Regions from separate parts of the Homo sapiens genome. Here region 2 is linked to region 1. Evidence: read pairs that join two places in POLR2A ChIA-PET (ENCODE). Cell type or tissue: PC-9. All regions are shown on one strand.

The links. ChIA-PET counts read pairs that join two places held together with the same protein. Peaks named below come from ENCODE experiments on the same cell type or tissue, not always from the same donor. Only the 100,000 strongest peaks of a DNase experiment are listed, where the experiment ranks them.
Region 2: POLR2A ChIA-PET joins it to region 1 with 11 read pairs; 2 of 35 experiments call an interaction of 5 or more read pairs at or near these places.

The regions. Positions count from the first base shown.
Region 1 is chr22:37,998,952-38,001,451 of GRCh38, reverse strand. It overlaps a transcript of POLR2F not described here. Among named protein-coding and RNA genes, the nearest start is that of MIR4534, 11 kb to the right of the region's middle. RefSeq lists an enhancer at 2,260-2,500. In PC-9, a CTCF peak has its summit at 1,677; DNase peaks (open chromatin) are centred at 1,391 and 1,961; H3K27ac peaks cover 549 bases.
Region 2 is chr22:37,501,148-37,503,647 of GRCh38, reverse strand. CARD10 (caspase recruitment domain family member 10) reads left to right here. Exons shown (of 20, transcript NM_014550.4): 10 at 435-463; 11 at 923-1,046. Among named protein-coding and RNA genes, the nearest start is that of MFNG, 16 kb to the right of the region's middle. RefSeq lists enhancers at 389-986, 987-1,586. In PC-9, no CTCF peak of the experiment used is centred here; a DNase peak (open chromatin) is centred at 1,077; H3K27ac peaks cover 1,410 bases.

The DNA.
Region 1 (2,500 bases):
TAAATTCGTAAATTCCCCTAAAAATCTATCTTTAATCTCTCTGAATCTAATATGATGCAACTCACATTATTTCTGTATCTGTCAACTGTGTCTCTATAAGATACTTCTGTAATTTTTATCTGTTCTCTCTAAAGATCTCTGTTCACAACACACTGGGTGTCCAGCAGGCACGGTCGAGAGCCTGCCATGGCCCATGTGTTACCGTTCTTGAGCCTTGCAACAACTCATGAATAAATTCTATTATCCCTGTTTTACAGATTAGGAAACTGAGGCTGAGAGAGGGGAACTAGCTTGCAAGTAAGAGGCCACAGGGCAAAGAAGGGCTCTCAGGAGTGTTGACTCTAGTCCTTCTCTAACCTCTCTCAACCCCTCCTCTCAGTGGTGCTGCACCCATGCCAGCCGCCACTCCTTACTTGCTCCTTTTCCTACCCTCTGCTTCCAGGCAAGACGCAGATGTCATCTCCGTTCATACCCTTCATCTTGCCTCAACATCATCACCCCATTCCATCCCATAAACACTTCCTGAGTTCCTACTATGTGCCAAGCGCTGTGCTGAGAACTGGAATGAAAATAATGAATGCCAAGGTCACCAGGCTATGAGCTCCGAGGGCAGGGACAGAGCCCACAGCAGAGTTGGTGGGTCCTCATCAGCCCCTGTGAAGTGCCTGTGGTCTCCATATGTTCCCAAAGGAAGCTGGTTTCACTTTGAGCATGTTGGAGAATGTTATTTCAAACACCTTACACCTCCAAAGCCAGGCAGGGAGCCCTGGGCTGCCCCTCCTCAATGGTGTTGGCTTATTCCTCTGGGTGGGGCCTGTGTCCAGCAGCCCCTGGGCTGGTGACACCAACCACCCTAGTGCCCTGCACAGACTGCAGAGGAACACAGGGTCAGCACCATCTCGAGGGGCCCAAAGCCACCCTCCTGATAACCCCCCATATTTGGAAAGCACTTTAGTTTGCAAAAGGCTCCACCTTCTTTCTCCGTGTGTCCTCTCCCCACCCCAGCTATAAGTAAGGAATTTTCCCAGCCCACTTGGCCCCTAGCATCCAAGTTTGGGCAAGAACCCAGGAGTCCAGACTCCTAGCCCAATGTAGAAGAGCCTGCCAACTCTGTTTACTCCACAGTGCCCCAGAAAGGCCCTCTCTTTTCTAGACCTCAGCTCCCTGTCAGTACAATAAGAAGGTCCGGCTGGACAACCGCTAAGCTCCCTTCAGGCTTTAGCATGCCAGAGTCTACCGTGGGGGCGCAGGTGGCCAACTCCCAGGGGAGGAACCGAGGCCAGTGGCTGCACACACTGTGCCTGCACCATGCCGTCAGGGGAGGCATCATGTTCCGGCAGGACCAGCAGGATGAGTCACCAGATATGGAAATGACGCTGGCACACAGGAGGTCTGGGGGCCAATAAGCTCACCCTCGCCAAAACCACAGCTGAGGAGGAACAGTGCTGGGATCCCTGCGATTCGCCTAGCGGGCACAGGCTGCCAGGTGCAGATCCAGGCAGTCAAATGGTGTGCACAGTGTGCCTTCCAGCCCAAGGGTAGTGGAGGCTGCCCAGCCCTCCAATAACAATAATCATCACAATAAAAATAACAACACACAGTGGTTGGCTATTGTGTCGGGCACTTGACACCTGTTACCTTCTCTTACCTCTGAACCTGCCAGTTATGACATGACCCATTTTCAAGAGGAAACCCCGGGGCTCAGAGAGACAAAGGAGCTCTGCCCAGGTCACAGGGCCAAGGAGTGGGGCACCCTGCTCTGACTGCCCCAAAGCCCTCATCCTCCGCACCCCACTGCCTCTGCGTCCCACAGAGTCTAGGCTCATTTCGGCTCGGTGGCCAGCCTGAGGCCCTGGGGAGGGGAAGGGGTGTCAGGACGCCCAGGTGCAGATGACCTGGGAGGATTCTGACTCAGCCCCACAACTGGAGCAGGAGAGCACCACACCCTCCTAGGCCTCCTGGAGCCTCGCCAAGGCCTTCCTTAGGGTATGACATTCGGATGTCAGGAGACCTGCTGGTCCTCAGTGACCACAGGCCAGGCTGAGGCTGCCACAGGGGCCTGAGCTGACGAGGAAGGCTGAGCCCCCTGTGATGGCCGACAAGCTCCAGCATCCCCACACGCAGGCGGCCAAAGGTGCCTGCAGCCACCCGGTAGAAATGTGTCTGAACTGGGCCTGGAGCCAGGCAAGTGGGGCTCCTGGATCCTGGGACAGAGGGTACAACTCAGGACCCCAGGCTGGCACTCCACAGCACCATCCCCAGGGCATTTCCCACAAGGAGCACCTGGATCTCTCAGCAAAGATGGGGGCAGACTGGGAGAGCCCAGGAACTCAGGGCCAGCTGCCCAGCAGGCCCACCTCGGGGTAGAGGGTACGGCCGTCTGGGAATGAGGGAAGACAGAAGGGGGAGGCCCTGGGTGAGGGAATGACAGGAGGGGGTCTTCATCTTGTGTAGGGACGGGGGCGCATCTGTGGTGAAAAGCAGGACCCATCTTGGGGCG
Region 2 (2,500 bases), 500 kb after region 1:
GTGGTCAGTATGGCCTTGATCTGCGTAAATCTGTCCCAAGGAGGTGTCTGATGAGGAGGTCATGGTTTAATTTAGGAGGCGTACCTGGGAGTCACAAACCACAAAGGTGGCAAGTGAGGGTGAGGTGAGGGGTGAGAGATCAGGGGTGGCTTCCAGGAGGAGGTGGCATTGAAAGAGCTGGCTTTGAAGGGCATGCCAGGGCATTGTAGGTGGAACAACATTGGACAGAGGCCAGGACATTAACTTCTTACCCTGGGAGTTTAGGGGAGCCAGGTGGCATGGGTGCCCTGTACCTGGGACCCTGCCTTGAGTCTAGCCTGCATTTGCTTGGGGGCTGTGAGACATTTATCTGGTGTGGGGGCAGGAGGAGGGAGCGGGGCAGAGTGCCCACTGTGCCTCACCTCCTGCCCCCTCCCTGCCCTCTCTCTGCCCAGATCCTTCAGCAGCATGTCAGACATCACAGGTAACAGCCCTTGAGTTCCGTGGGGAGGGCTCCTCTGGTCGGGGGAGGTGGCTTTGCAGCCCACCTGAAGCCTGCACCACCTGCGCTACCTTTGGCCTGCATCCCCTTCCCTGAAGCCCCGCCGTGGCCCCTGCCAGGCAGGAAGGTTGTGCTTGGGAGGACCCTGGGGACTTTGGTTCCAGCCTCTCACCCCGAGCCCAGTCCTGGGCCTCACTCCTGTTCCCGGCTGTGATGTACGAGGCTCTTCAGTTCTGGGCCACCTTTCACCCTCTTCTGGGAAACTGCGGGGTCAGCCTGGTGGGCCCTGACCTATCTCTGAGCCCAGTGGGTCTGATGTGCTCCTGGGGCCTCAAACCTGCCAAGGCCTCTCTGGGCTGGAGGGGGGTCAGTCCCTGTCATGGACCCTGGCCATCCCTGTTTCCCAGTGCCAGATCCCTGAACCTCATTCTTTTTCCCCAGGGAGTGTGACACTTAAGCCCTGGTCCCCTGGCCTCTCTTCGTCCTCATCCTCTGACAGCGTGTGGCCTTTGGGAAAGCCGGAAGGCCTCCTGGCTCGGGGCTGTGGCCTGGACTTCCTCAACAGGTACTGTAGCTGCCTGCAGTGGGTGGAGCTGGGGTGATTGCTTGAGAGGGGAACAGGAGTGAGGTGGGAGGAGCAATTGCCTCGCCCCTGTTTTATGCAACTATTGGAAGATTAAGATCTGTAGACACTGGCAGCCCTTGGATTCCAATCCTGCTGCCGCTCTTGATCGTCCCTGTGACTTGGGCTGGTCCCTTCACTTCTCTGGGCCTCCATTTCCTCAGTAGCTAAAGGGAGATGATGACCCTTTTTGCATGGAGGTCTTTTGAGGGCTCTGCTCGCAGAAGCAAAGCACCCAGCTCTGCCAGGCATGTAGCAGGTGCTTAGTAATAGTTGTCACTTACAAGCTGTCCTCGTCCCAATGTCCTGCCTGTCAGTCCCTTGGCTCTGAGTCCCTGGGACTGAGCCACCCAGCAAAGTTTCATGCTGTGGGTGGGCTTGGGTCACCTCAGGAGCCCCTGTGACCGGGCCAGCCACAGGTCCATAACAGGAGTCACAAAGCCCATTAGTGCAGAGTGCACTGTAGGCGACGTGCTGTTAGTGTGGCCGGTGCGTGGCCGCTGTTCACACCTGCCAGTGTATCTAAGGGAGGGGTGGGGCAGAGCGGGGGCTGCACGGCCATTGTGGTCTTGGAACTCAGCTGTGAGGAGAGGGCAGGTAGGGAGAGCATCCGGTGACTGTGGAGGAGGAGCGAGGGGGAAGGGCGAAAGTCAAGGCTTCCTGAGTCAGGCTGGGAAAGTGTGGACTTTGGCTTGTACACTCTGGGAAATGTGGGAGGGTTTAGTTATTAACTGCAAGGCCAGCTGCTGGCTGTTTTACAACATGCTCTTTGTCCAGGGAGTAGGCATAATGACGATTATCTCTGCTCCATAGAGGAGGTAACTGGGGCTCAGAGAGGTTAAGCAACTTGCCCAGGGTCCCACAGTTGGGAAGTACCAGGTCTGGGTTCATAGTGACCTGATCAGATTTGGGTTTTGGAAAGGGCATAGGAAACATGGACTGTCAGCGCTGGAATGTGGAGGTGTTGGGTGCAGAGGGATGGGTCACGCAGCAGATGGGTACAGCATAGGACCAGGGCCTCTGGCCTCCGGAGCGGCTTGGTCAGCCAGTGTCCAGGCCCTGCCCCCACCTGGCCCCCGGCAGTGGGCTCAGCGAGACATTGTTTTTGCCTGTGCAGGACGTGCTTCTCGGGGAAGGGGTGGAGGCGCCTCCCTTCCTGCTCGCCTCGGCCCTTCCTCCCTTCCTCCAGTTTGGGCTGCAGCAGGGGTCCTGGCTGTTGTCCAGGGGGCGCCAGGATGCAGCCAGGGAGCAGGAGCCTCCGTCCCAGCCCCGCCCAGGCCCCACGATCACATGGGGCCACTTCTGCTGCCCATGCTGTTCCTGGGGAGGAGAGAGGTTCCTGGGGAAGAACACAGGCTGGGGAAGGTGCAGAGGTGGTGGACAGAGAGAGAGAGAGA